Linked DNA regions of Homo sapiens: region 2 is linked to region 1. Evidence: chromatin loops called from intact Hi-C (ENCODE). Cell type or tissue: ovary. All regions are shown on one strand. Each heading gives the region's core, and the rest is flanking DNA. Links, peaks and the distances in the headings are about the cores only.

The links. Peaks named below come from ENCODE experiments on the same cell type or tissue, not always from the same donor. Only the 100,000 strongest peaks of a DNase experiment are listed, where the experiment ranks them.
Region 2: it touches region 1 in a loop (8-fold over the local background); 2 of 110 quality-filtered maps call a loop at or near these places.

Annotation. Positions count from the first base shown.
Region 1 is chr18:77,507,560-77,519,598 of GRCh38, reverse strand. LOC107985172 (a long non-coding RNA gene) reads right to left here and starts at 7,343. Exons shown (of 3, transcript XR_001753512.2): 1 at 6,957-7,343. In ovary, for the core only: no CTCF peak of the experiment used is centred there; no DNase peak of the experiment used is centred there.
Region 2 is chr18:77,556,943-77,568,981 of GRCh38, reverse strand. The region is part of intron 2 of LOC107985172 (a long non-coding RNA gene); the gene reads right to left. Among named protein-coding and RNA genes, the nearest start is that of GALR1, 310 kb to the right of the region's middle. In ovary, for the core only: no CTCF peak of the experiment used is centred there; no DNase peak of the experiment used is centred there.

The DNA of each region.
Region 1 (12,039 bases), core at 2,818-10,817:
TACACAGTTGTGTGTGTGACTATGTAGTTGAATGTACATGTGAGAGTATGTGACCATGTATGAATGTGTGTGCCTGAAGTTGTGAGTTTGAGTATATGGTTGTGTGTGTGATTGTGCAGTTATGCGTGCATGTGTGAGCATGTGGTTGTGTGTGTGTGTGTGTAGTTGTGTGCATGAGTACAGGGTTATGTGTGTGACTGTGTAGTCGTACGTTCATGTGTGACCATGTGGTTGTGTATGTGTGTTTGTGAGGATAGGGTTGTGTGTGTGATTGTGTAGTCATGTGTGTATGTGTGAGCCTGTGGCTGTGCATATGTGAGTGTGTAGTTGTGTGAGTATAGGGTTGTGTGTGTGACTGTGTAGTCGTTTGTGCATGTGTGAGCACATGGCCGTGTGTATGTGTGATTGTAGTTGTGAGCTTGAGTATAGGGTTGTGTGTGTGATTGTGTAGTTATGGGTGCATGTGTGAGCATGTGGTTGTGTGTGTCTGAGCTATTGTGTGTATAGGAGAGGAGAATGGGGAGGGAGTAAACGCTGCCCGTTATTAAATATTAATGTTCTGCAAATCCCAAGTTTATGAAGCCCTGCGTTCACTTGAGAAGCTTCTCTGAACCATGTAGACATCTAACAGAGATTCTTTACAAAGATTTGTATCCCTCTTTAATTCGATCATTAGGACCAAGATTAAAGGAGCACAGGCCAGGCGTGGGGGACAGTGCGATGTCCCTGCGTCCTCCTGGGCCCGAGCAGAGCTTGGCTTCGGACACCAGGTTCCCCAGCTCGGCGCCTCCAAAGTGTGGCCAGTTCTTCCCTCTCAAGCTTGAATTATTTATGCGTCATTTCAGAAGCACGAGCTAGACTTCAGTTTTAAACACAGGAGTAAATTTCCTTTCGGAGTCCTTTGATTTCACAATAATAAAGGACATAAAGAAGGAAAGTGGATTCGCTTCTGACGTAAAAGTTAAGGAATCTATGAATATGTGTGATATGGACCTGATAAGCCTGAGACTTTCTTCAGTCAAACGTATTCGAAAGGACGACGCCCTCTTTTTCGTGCTAACTCATCTGCCTCGGCGAGCCCTTCTTCCCTCCACGGAAAGGAAAATCCATCTTGTCTCTTCAAAGCGTTCTGGTTGCTTTGGGTTAATGGTCTCTTTCCAGTAAATATTCATTCGCATTCTGGAAGGGTCCTTGAGGCCACCACTCAGCTCCGAGCCTCGTGGTTCCCCGCTCGCCCTCCTTCCCTTGGGTCATTCACTGCAAAGAATTTAAGGACCGCCGAAGGGCCCACTCTGCAGAGCGGAACCCCTGCAGGGGCTGTCCGGGCCCTGGTCCCAAGACCCTGGCTCTCTCGGCGGGGATGGCGTCGGGGGATGGGCCCTGGCATGGCAGCTCTTCCCAGCACCGTGTCCCCTGCACCACTGCACAGCCTCGGTGGGACGGGCCAGCGGACCCCCGTGCTCACTCACCTTCTTGGCCACACACTCTCAGGTTGCAGCACTCGGGCAGACCCGTGGAGCTCAGTTCCCACAAGGAACGAGCGGCTCTTCTCTGCCCTGCAGCCTCTTGGGGGGACCTTCCACCTGTGCCTCGGTGCGCCCCGTCTCCAGGTCCTGCCCGTTGAAGACCAGCCCTGGGTGGAGGCGCACATGTGCAGTCCGAGGTCAAAACGCGCACGCGACACACCTCAAGAAATGGACATTTCTAGCCCCGAAACATTCCACGTCTCCTCCTGTCTTCTCTCCGAAGTTTCTCACTGGGAAGCAGCATCATGCATGTGCCTGTGGGAGGGTCTCTTTGTGGACACAGAAAAGCCGCCGCAGACGGTGTATGATCATTTGGTGTCACTTCTTTCGTGCATCAACACGTTTGGCGATTCACTAGTATTGTTTTACAGAGCTGTAATTCCTTCATTTATAGTACTGTATAGTTTTCTCTAAATGAATCATTCATTCTACTTTTTTCTTTTACGGTTTGTTTATTTTTAGACAGGGTCTTGCTTTGTGGCCAGGGCTGGAGTGCAGTGGCACGATCTAGGCTCACTGCAATCTCGACGTCCGAGGCTCAAGTGATCCTGCCACCTCAGCCTCCTGAGTAGCTGGGACTACAGGTGCACACCACTATGCTCAGCCAATTTTTTAAACCGTTTTTTGTAGAGACAAGGTCTCACTACATTTCTCAGACTCATCCATTTGACTCTTGACGGCCACTGGGTTGATGTTGCCCTGGGGTTATTTTGAACAGTGCTGCTGTGAGTGGGTTTTGTATGTCTCCTGGTGCATGTGTGTATGCATTTCTGCAGCATTTCACATTTTTGGTGCTATTGTAAATGGCATATTTTTAAATGCTTACTTTTAAATCATTGTTCTCAGTAATGTCATATACTAATTTGTATCCAGCAACCTTGCAAAACTCACATATTATTTATAATATTTTATATAAAACTTTATTTTATTTTTCTAAGTATATAATCTTATATGAAAATGGTGAGTATTTTTCCCTTACTGATATTTTTTTTTTCCGTATTACACTGGCCTGATTTCCCATAAAAGGTTGAATGAAATTGTTGAGAATAGCTCACCTTGTTTTTATTATCAAAGGGAAAGCTACTGCATTTCACCATTATGTATGATGTTTAACATAGTTTTATGGCAGCTAGCCTATATAAAATAAAGAAAGCTTCCGTTTCTTTCTAGAAATTAATGAAATATGTACAAAATTTATACACTGACTATATCAAACATTACTGAAGAGAATTTTAAAATTCTTACATTAAAGGTAAAATACACATTGCTCATGAATTGAGGGTAGTACGTAGGTCAATGTCTTCAAAATTGATTTGGGTATTCAATCCAATCCCAATCAACATTTGAAGAGAAAGGAAGAAAACTAGAGATGGTAAGACTGCTCAATTCTGGTTTTAGCAGGAATTGTTTAAGACATTTGTGTATTTTATAAGAGTAATTTGATTGAATCAGAAAAAAAGTCTTTAAGTCTACTTAAACAGTAGAGTAAAACCAGCCACAAATGACAAGACAATGAAGAGAACAAGCAGGCAGGGAGTCCCTGTCAGCCTCCTACTACAAGGGCTGATGTCAATCCACATGCATTTGTGAGGTGCTATTTATGTCTTACTTGCAGATAAATATTAAATACATACACAATTGTCGTGTTGTTATTTTTTCACACAAAATAATTACTTGCCTATTCTCTGGGTTTATATTCTACAACAGTGCCTGCTGAAGATTGCACGCAACTTTATTAGAGTGTGTTCATGGTATCGTGTGATGAGAAATAATAAACCAAAGCCTAGCTTTTACACAGGAAAATGCACCGTACATAGAGTCTTTCTCACCATTTAATTCCCTTTTTAAAATATTCTTTTTCAATTGCCATTGGTTTAAAAGTGGTTAATGCAAAATAATATATATAATATATATAAATAATATAATATATATAAATTATATATATATATATAAGGGAGAGAGAGAAATGTCCTTTTAAAAATATTTTTAGTATTAAAAAAGCTTTAGTATTAAAAATCATGCCTAAGGCATTTCTAAAGAGCGGTTTCAGTACAAGACAAGCTGATGACAGTGGTTTGTTTAACTCTATGTTTTTCTATTCATAAGTGATATTTGGAGGGTCTTTTTTTTCAGCCAGAGTGGTAGAGGGGGAGGATTCACTTTAAATTCCGTATTAACCTGAAGGATCAATACAGATTGCATAGTGTGCTCTGTAGCTTCCACTAATAAAGCAAATAGATGCAAAGTCATTAGGAGAGGGGTTAATTTTAAATATATAAGTTTCTTTAAAAAGTATGTGTTTAAAAGGCTGAGCATTTAGGAAAGTGTGATTTGAAATGAGCAAGTGCCATAATCCCACCAGTGCCAATATGTTCATTAATCATTTATTTGAATCACCTTTTAGTTGACGCCCTTCTCCCAAGACCCAAAATGTTATTGTAAAAGATGAGAATTATTTCAAGTTGAACTAAATGAGGCTGACATGAATTGGTGCCTGGTGATCTGAAGTGGAGGCTCTCAGTCCTGATTTGCAGTGGCACTGAAGGAAAGGAGCTGGACAGGGGAGGGTGGAATTTATATTTTCAAAGGCCACCTATTTAAAAGGGGACAAATCTATCTGTAGCTAAATGCAATTAATTGGTAGAAAATCAGAAAATCTAGAAATTTAGAATTTATCAACCTTTGAAACCAATAAAATATTTAAAATCATGTTGTTTCGCAAACTGTAAAAGATGGGCCATTGTTCTTGTTAGATTCCCTTTTCCATTTTATTTCTGGGGGGGGGAATAAAGAATTTAAATCAAATTTGAATCACCTGAAATAAAATTTTAGTGCAGCAAAGCACCTCAATTGTGTTTACTTCCATAAAATATTGATTTAATAAAATAATTGAAATATAATAATATAAAACCTATAGAGAAAAGGGGTTGAGAAATAATCTTTATCTAAAATTAATTCAAATAATTTATTTTGCTACTAGACATGGTGATGTATGTTACCTGTTAGAATTAGAGGTAGCAGTTTGATGAGGGAAAGAATAACATAAAAGAAAAAAATGACTGAGTCTTAGAAAAGATTTTGGATACAGCCACCAAAGTTGCCATTACACTTTAATTCCCTGAACTATTTGTTTTCAAAGCAAACTTTTCCTAATTTTCTTGTGTGTAAAGACAATGACAAATGTAGATGAAAACTATATTATAGAAATTTTAAAATGTAATGTACATCTTTTTCAAGGGTTACAGAGAAAAAGTATTTAGAAACAACAATTTGATGCCCAGCTAAACTGTCATTCAGGACAAATAAGTCAGTTTCAGATATGAGAGAGCCAAGATCACTTACATCAGAGTACATACTCAAGTATTTAAAAAAAAAATCCAAGAAGCAGACATGAGATCCAAGAGATAGAGCTTTAAACCAAAAACACACTGGGATAAATAAGAAACAACTCTGAACTACAGTTGAGTAAAATTGTTCCAAGTCAAACCTTTCAAACAGTAGAATCACTTTCAAAAGAGTGGATAATCTTATTTACATTTGTTTTCGCAATTATATTGAAAGGTGATTAGAAAATGACAGGAAAATGCCCAATAATTTTTGTATGAAAATTTTGGTCCACAGATAAATAAAACAATATGAATGTCTTAATTTGGAGCAATTGATGAAAGGTTAGGGATAGAAGGAAAAATAAATTGAGGCTGAAGTTGAAAATATTTTACTTTCTGTTTCATATCATTCTATAATTTTTGAGTTATTCACCCATGTTTATGTATTACAGGTACACAGTCCCTTTACTAAAACTCTTGGTGCCTTATGTGCTTCAGAATTAAGATTTTTTTCATATTATATAACATTTCAGGAGGTTCCGGGATAGCGCCTTGTTATCCAACATTCCACATGGGATATAGATTATAACTAGCCTCACATTAGTTCAGAACAGATTTAATAGTAAAAAAATGTATTTTAAAATGTATTTAGCTCACACCTGTAATCCCAGCACTTTGAGAGGCCAAAGCGGGCATTGAGGCCAGAAATTCGAGAGCAGTCTGACCAACACTGTGAAACTTCGTCTCTACCAAAAAGTACAAAAATTAACCGGGTGTAGTGGCACATGCCTGTAGTCCCAGCTACTCCAGAGGCTGAGGCAGGAGAATCACTTGAATCCGGGAGGAGACGATTGCAGTGTGCCAAGAATGCACCATTGCACTCCAACCTGGGTGACAGAGCAAGACTCTGTCTCAAAAATTAATAAATAAATAAATAAATAAATAAAATAAAAAATAAAAATACTCTTTATTTCCCAAAACTTTTGGGATTTTGTAATTACAGATAAGAAATTGTGGACCAGTACTTAGCCAATAAAATTAAACATACACGCATAGCTTCTAAGGCAGAGTCAAAGTAAAACTCACATATTCCATTTTCCTTTTTAGTTGCAGTGCACACTGTGCAAAGTGAAAGATAAGACATTTTGACCAAAGGCATCTTCCCTTTGACATAACAAAATAGAGTACTCAGGTCGCAAGAACTACGGTGATGAAATGGGAAAGCAATATTTCAAAGAACATCTGGTGAAAAGCATGATGAAGTCTCTGGGTGGATTTTGATGAAAGTGTTTCCATTAGTTGGCTAAAAACATAGTACAGCAAGAGCACGCCAATTTGCAAGTTAAGCAGCAAGGATTTCATGTTCTTTGCAATTCACAAATCTTTTTACTCTGCCTTTTTTTATATCATTACTAATTTTATTCTTCTACTAAGAATTATAATTTTTGTTTCCAGGCAAGAAAAGAAAAACTCCCATCTCAGATGAACAAAGTAGCAGATCACAATTTTAGGTGGTACCACTCATCCAAAAACCAGAGGACTTGGTTTATACATTTGCAGATAAAGGACTAGAGAACAGACTAGCCACCACATATACTAAGGTAACACACTCTTGCTACAATAAAGCTCAGAGATGCAAAATTAATAAACTACCCATAATTTCAAAATTATTTGATCAGGAAGTGTTCGTCGGGTGCGTAATGGAGAAAGGGAAGTATGACCGCCCTGCAAAGAAGGAACCACAGAGAAACGTCCTCGAGTGCTTACAGCAGCAAGGTGAGGAGAGAATTCGGTCACTGAGAACTGACTTCAAAAGGTAAATCACCTGTGCTCAGAAACTGGTGCAACAAATACTAATCAGAGAATAAAGGGCTGACTACAAAGATGATTCATAGAATTAATACTTATTTAAAAGTTAGGACTTGGTTTGAGCCTTAAAAAGGTAAGGTTGAGACTTGGTTTCACTAAGTTTCATCCAATATCATGACCTTTCATAAATCACACTTGGGACTGGTTGAGAGACTTGAGACTTCAGTAAAGGTGTACTTGACTGTGAAAGGTTTTCCTTGAGGACAGCATGGCGATGGGGCCCCAGGCTACTCACCTGTCTCAGGTTAGTGTTCTGCCTTTCTCCAGCCTTGGCGGGGGACATGGAGGAGTCAGCAGATCTGGGGTTCTGGATAATCCTGGCTTCTTGGGTCTTTCCTAGGTCCCAGGGCAGGACTTGTCACTGGCTCTCTTTATGAAGACGGTGATGGCCCTTGTCAGAGAGGAGAGGAGGATGGGTTTGCAGAAGGCAAGAGGTTAAAGGCAGGCACAGTAAACCAAGCAGGAGTGGGCAGCACAACGCTTCCTGCCCATGTGGCTTGGAAGGCTGGGCAGAGGGCTGGGTCAGGTGGAGAGTACTGAAAGCAAAAGTGAAAGGTGGGGTTTAGAACAGCTGTGACAAGATCGTGGGGGCTTTGCAGGTCAGGATAAGGAGCCTGAAAGTTGTTTCATGAGAAATAAATATTCACCGATGCTGTGGGGAACAGAGAGGAAACTCAACGAAAAGCAGATTTTGAGAAAGTGAATGAGATTACAATGTATAAATTTGATTAGTGGAATAAAAACTCTATGGGCAGAAATAATAGGTTTAATAATCTCTATGGGCAGAAAAAAACTCTATGGGCAGAAATAACAGGTCTAGTAATCTCAGTTTCAAGGAATCACAAATTGAACTAGAACGGTGCATTTGGAAGATACGTGGCAATGAATGCAAAAGACGTTTTCTAAGTAAATCCAAGATGATGTGATGGCTGTTAGGAAAGAAGGAAGGATCTCAGGTGTTTCCACGTTTTGAGGCTTGGAGATAGAGTGTTCTTGGCAAACAAGAGGTGTAAAGGAGAAAAAAATCAATTTGGATTTCAAGAATTAGGCATGTACGGTATGTTCAAGTGGGAACATTTAATAGGTAATGAGAGAACAGCAGTAGAATCTGAATGGAAGTATTGATTCAGGATCTGGGTATAGATTATTGAAACTATAACAGCTGATATAATCACCAAGAAAAAGAGATCTGCAAAGAAGCTTAACAAACTGAGTTCTGTGGCACATTTAGGTTACAGTAGAGGAAATGGGACTAACTAGAAGAGAAAGTAAACATCAGAAAATGAAATTACAAAGATAATATTCAAACAGTGTGGAATCACAGTAGCTAAGGAAAGAGAATTTCAATGAGACAGTGTTAAATGCTTCAGAGAAGTCCAGGAAACAGTGAATGGCTAAACTGGACCAGGACAAATTCATCATCACTCCCGCGAGAAAGAGGCACCACTCTCAATAAGAATGGGTCAGCAGGATGAGGAGAGACAGTTAGATAGATAGATAGATAGATAGATAGATAGATAGATAGATAGATAGATAGATAGGCAGACAGATACTTTTATTTATTTATATTTATTTTTTATTTTTTATTTTTTTGAGATGGAGTCTCGCTCTGTTGCCCAGGCAGGAGTGCAGTGGTGCGATCTTGGGTCACTGCAACCTCCACCTCTTGGGTTCAAGCAATTATCCTGCCTCAGCCTCCCAAGTAGCTGGGATTACAGGCACCCGCCACCACACCCGGCTAATTTTTGTATTTTTAGTAGAAATAGGGTTTCACCATGTTGGCCAGGCTGGTCTCAAACTCCTGACCTTAGGTAATACGCCTGCCTCAGCCTCCCAAAGTGCTGGGATTACAGGCATGAGCCATGGCTCCTGGCCTCATATATTTTTATATATAGGCTTTCATATAAGAAACTTTCATATAAGAGACTTTCATATATGTTTATATGTGGGCTTTCGTATAAGTTTCTTTTGATAAACCCTAGCAGAATTTTTTTCAGCTTTTATTTTAGGTTTGGTGGTATGAGTGCAGGTTTTTTCCTTTGTTTGGAAATTAAGTATATGTTTAATAGTTTGTATGATTTCTTTAATTTTATTTTATTTTTATTATACTTTAAGTTCTAGGGTACATGTGCACAACTTGCAGGTTTGTTGCATATGTATACATGTGTCATGTTGGTTTGCTGCACCCATCAACTCATCATTTACATTAGGTATTTCTCCTAATGCTATCCCTCCCACAGCCTCCCACCTCCCCGTCAAGCCCCAGTGTATGATGTTCCCTGCCCTGTGTCCATGTGTTCTCGTTCAATTCCCACCTACGATTGAGAACATGCAGTGTTTGGTTTCCTGTCCTTGTGAGAGTTTGCTGAGAATGATAGTTTCCACCTTCATCCATGTCCCTGCGAAGGACATGAACTCACACTGGAAGACAGTGTGGTGATTCCTCAAGGATCTAGAACTAGAAATATCATCTGACCCAGAGATCCCATTACTGGGTATATACCCAAAGGATTATCAATCATGCTACTATAAAGACACATGCGCACGGATGTTTATTGAGGCACTATTCACAATAGCAAAGACTTGGAACCAACCCAAATGTCCATCAATGATAGACTGGATTAAGAAAATGTGGCACATACACACCATGGAATACTATGCAGCCATAAAAAAGAGTGCAGGTGTTTTTAAATGGGTATATTGTGTGATGCTGAGGTTTGGTGTAGAAATGATCTCATTACCAAGGTAGTGAGCATAGCACCCAATAGTCAGTTTTTCAGCTCTTGCCCCACCTTCTCCTTCCCCTTCTTTTTGTCCCTATTGTGTATTGTTGCCATCTTTGTGTCCATGAGTACCCAGTGTTCAGCTCCAACTTATAAGTGAGAACATGTGTATTTGGTTTTCTATCTTGTGTTAATTTGCTTAGAATAACACTTTCACCTCCATCATGTTGCCACAAAGGACACAGTTTCATTCTTTTCCATGGCTGCATAGTATTCCATGATGTATATGTACCACATCTTCTTTATCCAATAATATGCCCCAATACATTTATTTTTTGGGTTAAATCATCTTTTATTTCATTTTTTCATCTCTTTGAAATCCAAAAAACCAAAACAAAAAGCAAACAAAACAACTACGTAACTGAAACAATGAGCTCACTACTTACAGTAAGTCTCATTCAATTAGACTTACTTCTGAAGGATAAATATCTCATGACTTTTTTCTTAGAATCCACAATACCTTGTGGAAGAAGGTCACCCCCACCATGTGTGTTTGTACCTTTATTACTTCCCGTTGATCTAAGGACCAGAAACTCTCAACAATCCCAGAGCTCATTATTGCACTCTTGTCATGTGTTACTGTTTGTATAAATCATCCACATTTAAGTGGATGTTTAAGTGATTTTTAAGTAATATTTTTTTATGACAGGGTCTCACTTTGTCACCCAGGCTAGAGTGCAGTGGCATGATCATGGCTCACTGCAGCCTTGACCTCCTGGGTTCAGGTGATCCTCCCACTTCAGCCTCTCCGGTAGCTGGGACCACAGATGCAAACCACCATGCCCAGCTAATGTTTTGTACTTTTTTGTAGAAATGGGGTTTTGCCATGTTGCACAGGCTGGTCTCAAACTCCTGGGCTCAAGCAATCTGCCTGCCTCAGCCTCCCAATAAATTGGATCCCTTGAATAATTGGATTGTTAAAAGTTAGAGTCCTCACAGGCCAGAGCCTCCATGTTTCCTAAGACTCAGGCCAGAGTTAGAAGTATAACTCATTTGTGTATGTACATAGTTACAGTTTCACTTGGAAGTCACTGCCCCTGAGTGGGCTGACCACACAACCTAGCCTGGCCTGAGCAGTCCTAAACTCCTTCAGTAGGGGTAATTATAAATCATCTTTCATGTCACTCTCAAATCTGTCCTTGTCTTGATGATAAATTACATGTTTACCCCACCTTTGAAGTTTACAAGGCATCTCTATCACTTCATATTATTCTATATATTACTACATCCATATTATTATACATTAATGTATAAAAACTTGCAAATTGCACACAAGAAATCCATATGCTGAGGATTCTTCCGTAAAAATCCAGCATATCTCAAGTACCCTACCCACGTAATTACTCAGATGGTTAACAGGGATGTTTCTAAATACGTTATCCCTTTAAACATATAGACAGACACTGTCAATCCTTTTTCCTCTTCCAGTTCCCTTAAGTTTACAACATATTATCAGGGCATTCATTTATAAAAAATAAAAATGAATAATATAATCAGGATATGAATTTATAATCAGGGCATTCATTTATAAATGCCCTCATTATATTATTCATATAATAAATATATATGGGCTCAATTTAGTGGTTAATAGATGTTCTTTGGACAGATAATCTTTTGCATTTTCTGATTGTGTTTATTTTGAAAATTTTAGTAACAGTGTTATAATTTAATATTAATAATTTTTTTCAAAAAAATTATTTGCATTAATGCTTGGCTCTGATAAACATTTTATTTATGCAGACTTCCCGACGTGCTGATTAAGGTCTTCTAAGTAAAAACTCAAGAAACTGAGTAAAACAAAGGAGATTTGGGGTTCACTGAAACACAACTACGAATCCTAAATATTCAGACAAAAACCTGGCATGTTGTCTTGCTTCAGAGGAGGATGTCAGATACTACCACATCTGAAGACATTTTGAAAACAAATGTTGAATTTTTGGTATGCGAAGTGTTTTACTTGTGGCTCAGATTTCTTCCTCTTATAGAAAATCATTTCACTCTGCATTAATTTTAATAAGGTAAGACGAGCAAAGAAGAGGTCACCACGGCTTACCCAGGTTCCACACAGTGCAGATTTTCATGAACCCTGACACGAGGCAGAAGCAGAGGCAGGCATTTGTGTTCTCTTACTGATACTTCACCTGGTTTCTCTTAGTCTTATCAGGAATCTGTAGGAAATTGAGTGTGTTTTCATTTGCTGCAGTTTGAAACACTGCTCTACAAAATGTCTTGCTGCTGTCAGTCTTCACATCCATACGACGTACTGCAAGAGTCTAAGTTTACCTTCAAGCCAGCCCCTTCTGCTGTCAGTCTTCACATCCATATGACGTACTGCAAGAGTCTAAGTTTGTCTTCAAGACAGCCCCTTCTGCTGTCGTTCTTCACATCCATACGACGTACTGCAAGAGTCTAAGGTTACCTTCAAGCCAGCCCCTTCTGCTGTCGTTCTTCACATCCATACAACGTACTGCAAGAGTCTAAGTTTACCTTCAAGCCAGCCCCTTCTGCTGTCGGTCTTCACATCCATATGACGTA
Region 2 (12,039 bases), core at 2,011-10,010, 50 kb before region 1:
CTGTTCAGAGGCCAAGTGAGGTCCCAGGAACCTGGTTTCCACTTGCCCGGTTTCCACTTCTAGTCCCAAGGATCTCAGATGCATTGTGAGCGAACGTTCTTCTCATCATTCCCACTAATACTTTAATAAACAACTCTTTAGAAAAAAATCCATCTGTGAATTGGCACCTGGGTCACTGTTGACATTTATCGGGTGAACCAGCCCCCAATATTTCAATGTACGTTCTTTTCTATTTTCCCTAAGTGTCAGCTGGTCTGAGAAATAAAGAGAAAGAGTACAAAAGAGAGAAATTTTACAGCTGGGCCTCCAGGGGTGACATCACCTATTGGTAGGTTCCGTGATGCCCCCTGAGCTGCAAAACCAGCAAGTTTGTATTAGGGATTTCTAAAGGGGAGTGGGGTATGAACAGGGAGTAAGTCACAAAGATCACATGCTTCAAAGGGCAATAAAAGATCACAAGGGCAGAAGGGCAGAGCAAGATCACAAGGCCAGGGCGAAATTAGAATTACTGATGAGGTTCCATGTCCCACTGGGCACGTATTGTCTTGATAAACATCTTATCAGGAAACAGGATTCAAAAGCAGACAACCGGTCTACTAGAATTCACCAGGCTGGAATTTCCCAATCCTGGTAAGCCTGAGGGCACTGCAGGAGACCAGGGTGTATTTCATCCCTTATCTTCAACTGCATAAGACAGACACTCCCAGAGCAGGCGTCGATAGGCCTACCCCTGGGAATGCATCCTTTCCCCAGGGTTATTGCTTGCTGAGAAAAGAATTCAGTGATATTTCTCTTATTCACTTTCTGCAAGAAGAAAATATGACTCTGTTCTGCCCGGCCCTGTGGGCAGTCAGACCTTGTGGTTATCTCCCTTGTTCCCTGAAAATCGCTGTTATCCTTTTCTTTTTCAGGATGACCAGAGTTCATATCGTTCAAACACACGTTTGATAAACAATTTGTACAGTTAAAGCAACCATCACAGGGTCCTGAGGTGGCAAACATCCTCAGCTTACAAAGATGGTGGGATTAAGAGATTAAAGTAAAGACAATCATAGGAAATTATAAGAGTATTGATTGGAGAAGTGATAAATGTCCATGAAATCTTCACAATTTATGTTCTTCTGCCACAGCTTCAGCCGGTACCTCCGTTCAGGGTCCCTGACTTCCCAGAACAGACATTGGCTCATTCAGCAGCCACCACATGCCCCTCTCCAGGGATCTACTTCATAACCACCCAGAAAAGGTCATTTTGCTACAGGAGCTAAAAAGAAGTTATTTAGGCAGATAGTGAGGGTAAAGGAGTCCTTGGCAAGGCTTGCCTTTTAACAAAAAGCAACCCCAAATAATTTCTTTTCTAACAAAGAGCAGCCTGTAAAATCGAGCTGCAGACACAGATAAGCAAGCTGGAAGCTTGCGCAGGGTGAATGTTGGCAGCTGTGCCAATAGGAAAAGCCTGCCGAGTACCAGTCGCTAAATGTACAGTAAAAGAAGCAGGCAACATGGCCCCGGCTGAGTAGAGAACCCTTCTGCATAATAAAAGATTGGGGGGTGTGGCCAGCCTCTTTGCGGGCTATGCAAACAGCACACCCAGGCCTGACCAGTTCTTCTGGTGCTATGCAAATGGCACATCTGGTCCTGCCAATCTTTCATGCCCTATGTAAATCATAGGCTGTCTCCTCCAGCTCATCTATAAAACCTCCTGCTCTTTTCCGCAGACTGGAAGATCCGCTGGGGACCCCCTCTGTCTGCAAGAGAGAGCACTTTTGTCTTTCTTTCATCTATTAAACCTCTGCTCTTAACCTCACTCCTTAGCTTGGGTGTCCTTGATTTCCTTGTTGGAGGCAACGAACCTCAGGTATTACCCCAGATGAACGACATGGCTTCAATGTCCCATCCATCCCACATAGCTTAATTCTTAGAACTGGATATAGTAAGCAGGAGGTAAGAGTGAATACTCCAAGGTAAATATGACATTGGTTTCGGGTAGTCTGCAACATGCCTGCCTTAGCACTAAGCTATCACCCATCACAGGTGCTACCTGGGGAAGTGGCTCAAGCACAAAGGCAGAACTCAGTCAAATTGTGGACTGCAGCGGAGCTGGGGGTCCTGAGACAGCCAGGTCCCGCCCTCCACACCAGGGATCTCTCAGACCCCAAACTCGGATTGCCACGTGGGCACCCACTTGTTCACCCATCCAGCATCCGGCACGCTCTGTGGTCCAAGGTGTTGTAGGCACACAGCAGGCGAAGATCGTGAACCCCAGCAGTCCTGGGCTCTGAAGGGGATCATTCTTTCATTCACGAGATGAGGGGCTTGGCATGGAAAAGCTAATGCAGGCATTGATGGAATCTGATTTGTGACAATTGCAAAGAATAGAACAGGCCCAAGTGAACTGTCTCATGGACAGATCTGAGCTCCAGCCCCAGTCTCTGGCTGTTTCAGTCCTCCTGTGCCATCAAAGCCATTTATCAAGCACCCTCCATACACACGCTGAGGTGAACACAGCACAAAATTCAAAGCATTATGCTCCCCAAATCCTAGAAGCATGATCTTTCTGAAAGGAAAGAGTATTATAACTTATGAAAATTACAACTAATATGATTTTTTATTTTGTTTGGATTTTTATTGTATTTTATAAAGAGATGTTAGAAAATACAACCAATTGGGCCAGATAGTTTTAATACAGTATTATAACTATACAGGTAACTAGGCTCTATAAATATGTGCTATCCATTTACAATAAATGGAACATAATTTTTAGGAACTGGGCAAAGGAGATAGAACGTGTTCAAGGTGTGTTTCTGTGTGTGCACTTGTGTGCATGTGTGTGCCTGTGTGAATAATGTGCACTGTGTGTATATGTGTGTTTGTGTGTGTGTGTCTGTGTGTGCATGTGTGTGTGTTTGCATGTGTGTGTGTGTGTGTGTGTGTGTGTGTGTGTCTGTGTTGAATGAATGGCTTTTACTCAAAGAGCTTATGTGTTCAAAGGACAATGTGAACACCATGGACCACTTTTCCATACTCAAAATAGCATATTTTATTATGTTAAAATATGTGGATCCATTGTGAGGGCTAATGCCTAGAATCCCAGCACTTTGGAGGCCGAAGCAGGAGTATCACTTTAGGCCAGGAATTCAAGACCACCCAGGGCAACACAGTAAGACCCCATCTTTACAAAAATAGAAAAAATTTGCAGTGCATGGTGGCACATGCCTGTAGCCCCAGCTACTTGTGAAGCTGAGGTAGGAGGATCACTTGAGCCCAAGAGGTCATCACTGCAGTGAGCCATGATCGTGCCACTGCACTCCAGCCTGGGCACAGAGTGAGACCTGTCTCTAAAAAGATAGAAATAAAAAATAAAAATAAATATGTGAGGAAGAGTAAAGAAGACAAAATTCTTTTTCTCAGAAAAATAGTGGCAAGATGAATTTCTCTGAAGTTCTTTTTTGTTCTAGTCTCAACTCAGGCTTAAATAAAAACAAAAGATAAAGAGCGTCTTTCCCTTCAAGCTTAAAGAAAGGTCTCTACAGCAGTGTTTATCAATAATGAAATGATAAATCAAAAGTCATTTTGTTTTCTCCAAAATTCAAATATTAAATATTAAATTACTTTGAAGAGTATCTGAATGCTGACACTCACATAATTTTACTAAGTGCTTTGTTTACATCTTATTTCAGATGGGTATTTAGGAAAAATTTCCAACAGAGGCAGCAGTGACTAGTGAGTGATAACCAATATGGCAATTACCAAAACTATAATAAACTCTTTTAGTGTATTTGCTTCATTATCAGAGAGTGGGTAAGAAAACACAGAATGGTTCAGGATGAATTATCTGGGGGGATGACAGTCCATCTGATGACTCACCTAAATTCTGTCCCAACAGAGCTCGGTGGTCTCTGACCCTGGGTTTCCTTCTGTGCTTTTCCCAATGCACAATAGTTTTCAGCCAGGGTCAACATTTCATGACACATTTGCTCATGGTCTGTCTTTGTTATGACAGAGAAACAATGAGGTGTTTCCTGAGTAGTGTCTAGGTGAAGATTTAAGTCACTCATCTTGCACAAAAATCTTGTAAGTTGGGGCAAATCAAAGCTAAGAACTTAATATACCATGTGGTTGCTGTAGACATAACCCCTCTCTTTGTTATAGGGGACTGGAGTTGGGATGCGCCCTGTACCCAGAAGATGGATCTCCCCTTTGCTGAAGGAATGCATCCTCGCTGCTTCATTGCAGGCTCAAAATGCTTGATAATCACAGAGAAATGCCAGCTGCCTCACAGAGGGCTGGCCTGGAGAGGGATGTCACAGCCCAAGGCTGGCAGAAGAGTGTCCCAAGCATGAGGGGATGAGCATCTGCAAATGTAAAGTCAGAGCTCAAGCAGGGAAGCGAGGCATGCAAGTAGGGTGTGGGCCTGTGCTGGTGCAGTGACAGCACTGGGGGCTGGCTGCATGCAAGAGGATTGGGCATACTGGTAAATATCTTCTGTTAAAAAGAGCGGGTTTCTCAGTGCTGGAAAAGGGAACTGCAAATATAGAAAGGAAAAGACCAGAAAAACGTACTGTGGCATTGAATGGAAATTGAAGTTATTGGTGTGAATTTATTAACTTCAATATAGATAAACAGACTAGATGATTAGATAGATAGAATGGATGTATAGATAGGTAGGTAGATAGATTAGATATAGATAGATAAATGGATGGATTGATAGAGATGATAAATAGACGGAGATAGATAGATAGATAGATAGATAGATAGATAGATAGATAGATTCGTGTACATATCTTTACATATTATACTCATATGTATATTCCCTAGTTCTGTCTACTGAAAGTGAAACCCCAATAGCCTTAAGCTCACCAAATCATGGCTTCTAAATTATATTCTCCACGACAATAAACCAAACTTCCTTGCAGAAATGGCTAATTTTGAGGTTGTAACAGAAAGTGCAAGATGTGTGGGATAAGCCTAGAACATCTTGTGCCAGAAAGCAGAAAAGCGCTTAAAGAATGATGGAAACATGTCACAGGGACACAGAAGCCAACTGGAAGGGCTCCCAGTGGCCAAATATAAGACAAATTGAGCATCAGAATGAAAAACGGCAGTGGGGAATTTTGATCTATTAAATAAAATAGAAAACTCTGAGTTCATTTTCATATAAGTAAATGAAAGATTAAAAATTGATGAGAAATGGGACATTTAAATAGGTTATAATTATATATAAATATTTATTAATTACAAAAGTTAAAGAAAGGAATTTTAGCCTGAAAACTGGAAGATACCACCTTGACTAAGTGATCAAGGTGAATGTTATGAGTAATGGACCAATATCAAAATCATGTTCCTCCTGATAGGATAGAGAGAATAGAAAATCACTTCTGAGATATTCCTGTCAAGGATGTACACCATGAGTCCAGCTACAAGCAAATACTAAAGAAACCCATATTGTGGGACTTTCTACAAAATCACTCTTCTCTGACTTCACAAAGGTCAAAGAAAAGCTGAGGAGGTACTCCAGACTACAGGAAACTAAAGAGACACAACAGCTAAATCAACCTTGTGACTCTGAACGGCATCCTTTGCCATCATGAGACAGAGGACCCAACTTGAACATGGCCCGAGGCTCAAAAGGTGGTGATGCAACCACACTAATTTCTTGATTCTAACAGTTACATGTGGGCCTGTTCTTGTTTTAAGAAAATGCAAACTGATGCATCAGGGAGGAGAGGGTATCTATCGTGTTGCCAACTTACTCTCAAGTGATTTGAGGAAAAGTTGTTCAGATTATATGTATAAGTTTTTATACATTTAACATTGTTCTCAAAGTGCAAAAGCAATTTATATTACTGAAAAAGAAGAGAACTACAACAAAAAAAAATCTTCCAATCATAAAATTCTGTGAGTTTATCAAAAGATCCTCAGAAAAGAAATTTCTAAAAGACTCACTTCAGGAGACAATAGAAAATAAAAAGAATTTCTCAGGAATGCTCTGAGTTGCAAGAAGGAAATGTAAAAAAAAAAAATCAACTGGTAAGCATGTGAGTAAATCTATACTTAGGAAGACTGTATAAAGCTATACAGAATGCATCTCATTTGGTGGTTAAAATAAAAGAAGTTACAGCTAAAATTCTGGACAAAATTAACATATAAAGTAGAAGGAGTGTGATTGGATTTAAGCTGCCTAAAGCCCTTGTAATGCACAAGAGAAGCTAGCCATATTAAATTTGAATCTCTTTAAGTATGTATGTTAAATTTTTTATAACTAACAAAAGTAGGAAAACCACTAGTGGGTCTTTTCCATTAAACTGGTGTTTATTAAACTGCTGCTCATAAATGAAATCTAAGAGTTCCACGAATATCTGAGTAATATGGATGGAATATATGTATGATTATATTTACATTTTTGAGTAACAGTGTCCATTAATCATAAAAATTTTGATGAGGTGAGTGACAGCTGCCGTAACTATGAATCATTAAACTAGACTAAATTCTACAAGAGAAGGGTCATTGTCAATTTTATTATGCCTCTCATACTGTTACCTATTCTTGAGAGCCTGATAGAACAAATGCATTCTAGGTATTAGGCACCCGTGATAATATTTATACATTTTTACTTGTTAAATTTGTTAGCCTATCTCTGATAATGAGGAAGTGACACGAGAGATTTTCACACAGTAGAGAGAATGGAGAATGTCCTTGTCACACAGCCCCTTGTCAGTCTGGGAGCAAGACCAAAGTCTGTCAAAGCAATACCTTTGCCTCTGTGGAACTTATCTATGGCTAACCTTGGACTCTTCCTATAGAAACTGTTTGCCCCTGGCCTTTAGCTCCTTTCCTTAAGCCATTTTCATGGCATCTTGTTTGGATATTTGCGGCTCATTTTGTTCTATCCTTGTTTCTTTCTTTCCGTCACCTTTTTCTTACTGTTTTCCAGGAAGCCATGCTGTGTCTCCGTAACGTTGCCACCAGCAGCACTGGAGCACTCGGGTTCTAATCGAGTTTCTATGTCTGTCCCCATCCAATCACTTACAGGCACGGCCCATTTGCTTGCTGAAAGTGCCTACTGTTTTGTCCTAGATTAGCTTCAATTGCCCTCTCTTACACGATATAACATGCAGATTACATTTGTTTTATAATGAATAAAGGTCCCTTGTAATCACTGTATGAAAAAAAAAACAAACAATTTGTCCCAGAGTATTGCTCCTTTTATAGTTTGCCACTTAAAGGAGTATTCAGAAATTCGAGGCATCCTAGCATTCGAGTGGGCTCAGTATTTTGACTACCCAGTGAGGGAAATGAAACACTGGTATCTATTAGCCACTCCATGACCCTTCAGCATAAAAACATGAAATTGTCATGAAGCCCATTTCTCTTTCCCGTTTCTTTTTTAATGTATGAATTTAAAGGATAAAATGATGGATTCTACCTTCTCTGAAGTGTGTGTTGTATCTCTCTTAAAACTGAATAGTCTAGGAACCATGAGTACAAAACAGTATGAGTTGAGCTATAATACATACTTCAATTATCATGATATTTCATCTAGCATTATCGTTGGTAGTATTATGAATTCATCCTATCCTTGTGTTCCCTTTTCTTTTTCTACTTATTTACTATCTGCACTTTTTTCCCCTTAGGTACCCAATCAAAAATGACACAAAACAGAAAAAATAAAAGCTCATTAGTTTTCATTGTTCCCACTGGTAGTATATAGAAGTTTCAGTGCCATGTTCACTGACAGCCATGACAAGGCCTGATACAAAGACTACAATTTACACACGCCCTTCATCTGATTTCCCATTTTCTTAGGTCTACTGATTCACTGCATCGTTTTGCAACACCCGTCTCCTGCAGTTATTCTTATTTGATCTCATTCTCTGTTTTCCAAATTAATGTAACCTGAAAATCAAATAAATCTAATAGATACATGGCTAAGTAAAATCTTTTTTGTTAACGTCCTAAGAGTTTTTTGTTTGTTCTTCCACATCTGGTATTGGTAGTAATTATCCTCTATTCCCTAGTTAAATTCATGTAACATGTTTTTAAGAAACTAATTCAAAATGCATATTTGGCTGGATGAATTCTCATTGCTTTTCCCACATGGGTGTTTGCTGACATCATAGCAGTCTGTACTGTATGTTTGAACAGTCTGTACATGTGCACACTTCCTATGGTGATGGACTCACTGCCTCTTGCGCTGGGAGGCCCCTTGAGAGTAAGGGAGGTCTCCATGACAAAGACTTGAGTCATCCAATTGCAAACATCACAAACATCTTTCATGCAATAAAACTGTAAGAAATCAGAAAGAAAAACACAGGGAACCTGAATAAATATGACTGAATTTGAGCATCTTTCATATGTAACTAGAGAAATGAATATCAAAACAGCAGAAGCTTATTTTTCACACATCAGACTGTGAAAATTAAAATATGACCACGTTGTCACAGTAAAACTGAAACAGACACTCATACTGCTTGTTGGAATGCAAATTAGCACAACCTTTGAAAAGGAATTTGACAATATCTAACAAAACCACATATGCACTTACCTTTTAACCCTGCCTTCCCCTTCTAGGAATCTACCCTGAAATATTTAACAATCCTAAATACATGTCCACAAGGTTAATTATCGCACAATTGCTTGTAAGTGCAAAATAGTAGAAACAATATAAATGCCTGTATGCAGGAGAAAAGAAAACTAAAATATAATGTATTAATGCAATGAAACACTGTGCAGCTCTAAATAAATTATGATGATTCCTATGAACAAGTATGGAGTTATTTCCAGAACATGTTGTCACACACACACACATACACACACACACTTATTAATCAGAAACTATTAAGGAAGTAGAAAAATGGGGAAGGAATGAAAACAGGGTAGAAAAAGGAAAGGGCAGTAGCATTTCTATGAAGATACATTTTTGAATGGTCCTGACATTTAGAGCCATATTAATATTTCATATAGTCCAAACATAAATAATTAAAATCAACCAGGGCATGTGGGGAATGAAAAGTTAAATCCAAACACAACTAATTTTGTAGTTTAATTATATAATTGTTAGTTTAACCCTGAGGAGGGGGGGTGTTATGGGTAAAATTGTGTCCCCTAAAAAGATGCTTGAGACCCACTCCCCAGTACCTGTGAATGTGACTTAGAGAGAGTCTCTGCAGAGGTGGCCAAGTTCAGATGGAGTCATCCTGTCTTAGGGTGGGCCTTAAATCCAATGGGACTCATGTCCTTCTAGGGAGAGGAACATTTGGACACCGAGACACAGACACACAGGGAGAACACGTGGCCGTGTGGGTGGAAATGGGAGTGACACATCTAAAAACCAGGCAGTGTGAGGATCGCCGGCCATCACCAGAAGCTGGAAGAACAAAGATGGACTCTGCCCAGTCTCTGAGGGAGCCCAGCTCTGCTGACACCTTGATTTCAGACTTTGGAACTCCAGAACTGTGAAACCATACATTTCTGTTGGCTAAAGTCCCAGCTTGTGTTTCTTTGTTAAGGCAGCAACAGGAAACCTAATACAGTAGGGAGACAAAGAGCTAGCCTGAGTAACTCTGGAAACAATGTCTTCACCTACAGCCAAAGGCAAAAGACACAAAGAACTGCACACAAATACTGCCTCCTAATTAGCAAATTTTTACAGGGTTACGGATTTGCAAATCTAAAACTACCTTGTACAAATTCAATGACTAAAGAAACATATAATCTATTATGGTTAGTAAGTGCTAGGTATTTAACTGTCGAGAAAGACTAGCAAATAAGAGAAAGAAAAAACTTTTCTTCTCAGAGAAAACTCTGAGAACATGGATTGGAACTGGAGGTGCCGCATGGAAGTCATGGATATATATGCACGTATGTGTACGCACATACAGAGAGCTAGGGAAGCAGGAAGTGGCTGAACATGTGCCTGTGTGCACCTGTGTTTATGTGCACATATGTCTGAGCCTGTCTCCTGAGATGGCGCAGAGACAATGAAAACCCAGTAGTGATAAATACACCTGGCACCAGGACTAGCCTCAGCATTTGCAACCCTGAAGCCACACAGCAGCCTGCATTCAGAAGGGCCTGGGCTTGGCTTGCCTCTCTGCATCCACCACCCTTACCTTTGTAATATTTTTTAAACAATGGACTCTGCCTTTTCTTTGAACTGGGCCCTAAATATTCTGTAGCCCATTTTGCTTAACACCCAGATCTTGGTCTTTAAATACTATTATCCAGTGAAGAAACCATGCTTCCTTGGAGAATTTGGTCATCCAGGTTAAGAGCAAGGAGAAAACAAGAGGAGTGTGGGTGATCTAGGGGTGCCTGTAAGTAAATAACTTCCCAAAAAATGCGAGGTTGTTTGAAGGAAGCAGAAGGCAACTCAGAGGAGTATACAATGGCCAAGTCTGGGGCAGTTTTAGCAATAGAATAAATAGTGATAATAAATAGAATAAAACAGCCATAGGTCCACACAGGTATGAAAAAAAAATCATATAATAGGCCAGGCGAGGTGGCTCACACCTGTAATCCCAGTGCTTGGGAGGCAGAGGTGGAGGTAGGGGGATCGCTTGAGTCCGGGAGTTCAAGACCAGCCTGGGCAACATAGGGAGACTCCATCTCTATAAAAAATACAAAAATTAGGGTGTTGTGGTGCTTGCTTGTAGTCCCAACTACTCAGGAAGCTGAGGTGGGAGGATCGCTTCTGCCCCGTAGTTCCAGGCTGCAGTGAGCTGAGACTGTGACACTGCTCTCCAGCCTCGGTGACAGAGCCAGATGCTAAGTCCAAAAAAATCTCATAATGGATAGATAGATAGATAGGTACATAGACAGACAGCTACAAAAGGAAAGTTCTCTCTTATGGTAGAATCCCAATTAAATGCAGAAGAAATGATGAAAATTATAAAATAAATGATGAAAACAGAAAATCGCTCTTTTGCAAATATTATAGTAAGAATTGTTTCTGGCAAAAAATCATCAATGGATACTAAAATTGATAAGCAAATTATGATATTGATGAGAAGCAGAATATTTACATATTCTCAAAATATCTCCCTAAAAGATGGCTACTAATTAAAAATGTGAAAAGTAGCATTACAAGAGAGAAACTGGGAAGTAGCATTAACCTAATGATCAAAGTAAATAATAGCAGGAATGCAACAAAGCAACATTATGCCAGCTGCCATGGCAAAGATATGACAAGTCAATGTGATGTCTGACCTTGACTGGATACTTACCTGAGAAAAAGGCTTTGGTGGAACAATTCATGCTATTTGAATAAGGTCTACAGGTAGTTAGTAGTACTGTATCAACATTAATTTACTGATTTTAATAATTGTACTGTGACTATGTAACATTAACATTAAGGGAAGCTGGGTAAAGAGTATACAGAATTCTGTGTATTGTTTTTTCAACATTTTTTGCAGGATGTGACTTTTTCTTAAAGTAAACAATGCTTCGAAGCTTTATATACACATACCCACATATGCATATATGTATATGTGCATATATGTACATATACATGTATAAAACTTGTATATATGTACATACGTATTAAATATAAACACATGAACAGATGTGCGTGTCTATGTTCCTATACCCTATACCACAGAATCAGAGCACTTAAACCAGAAATACTCCTCGTCATGAAAAACAACACCCTCTGGATGACGAGATTAATCCAAGCAGCTGCCTGGAAAGCTATTTGGAGATGGGGTGAACAGTGTTTTGCAGAAGTCCAGCAACTTTTTCAGTGGGCGCATGCAAGGTGCTAGCCGTGGTCCTGAACCTCAGTTGGTTTTGGCTGATGGATTTTGTCTGCCCAGCTCATTACTTACAATTGGACAAGCTTACCCACTTGAATTAGCTTGAATGAGCTATCCACTTGCATTAGTTTTCTGGGGTTAGTATAACAAAGTGCTACAGATTGAGTAGTACAACAAAACTTTATTTCTTATAGTTCTGGATGCTATATATTCTCCTATATTCTGGAGAAACCTTAGATCAAGGTGTTGGCAGAGTTGGTTTCCTCTAAGGCCCCTCTCCTTGGCTTGC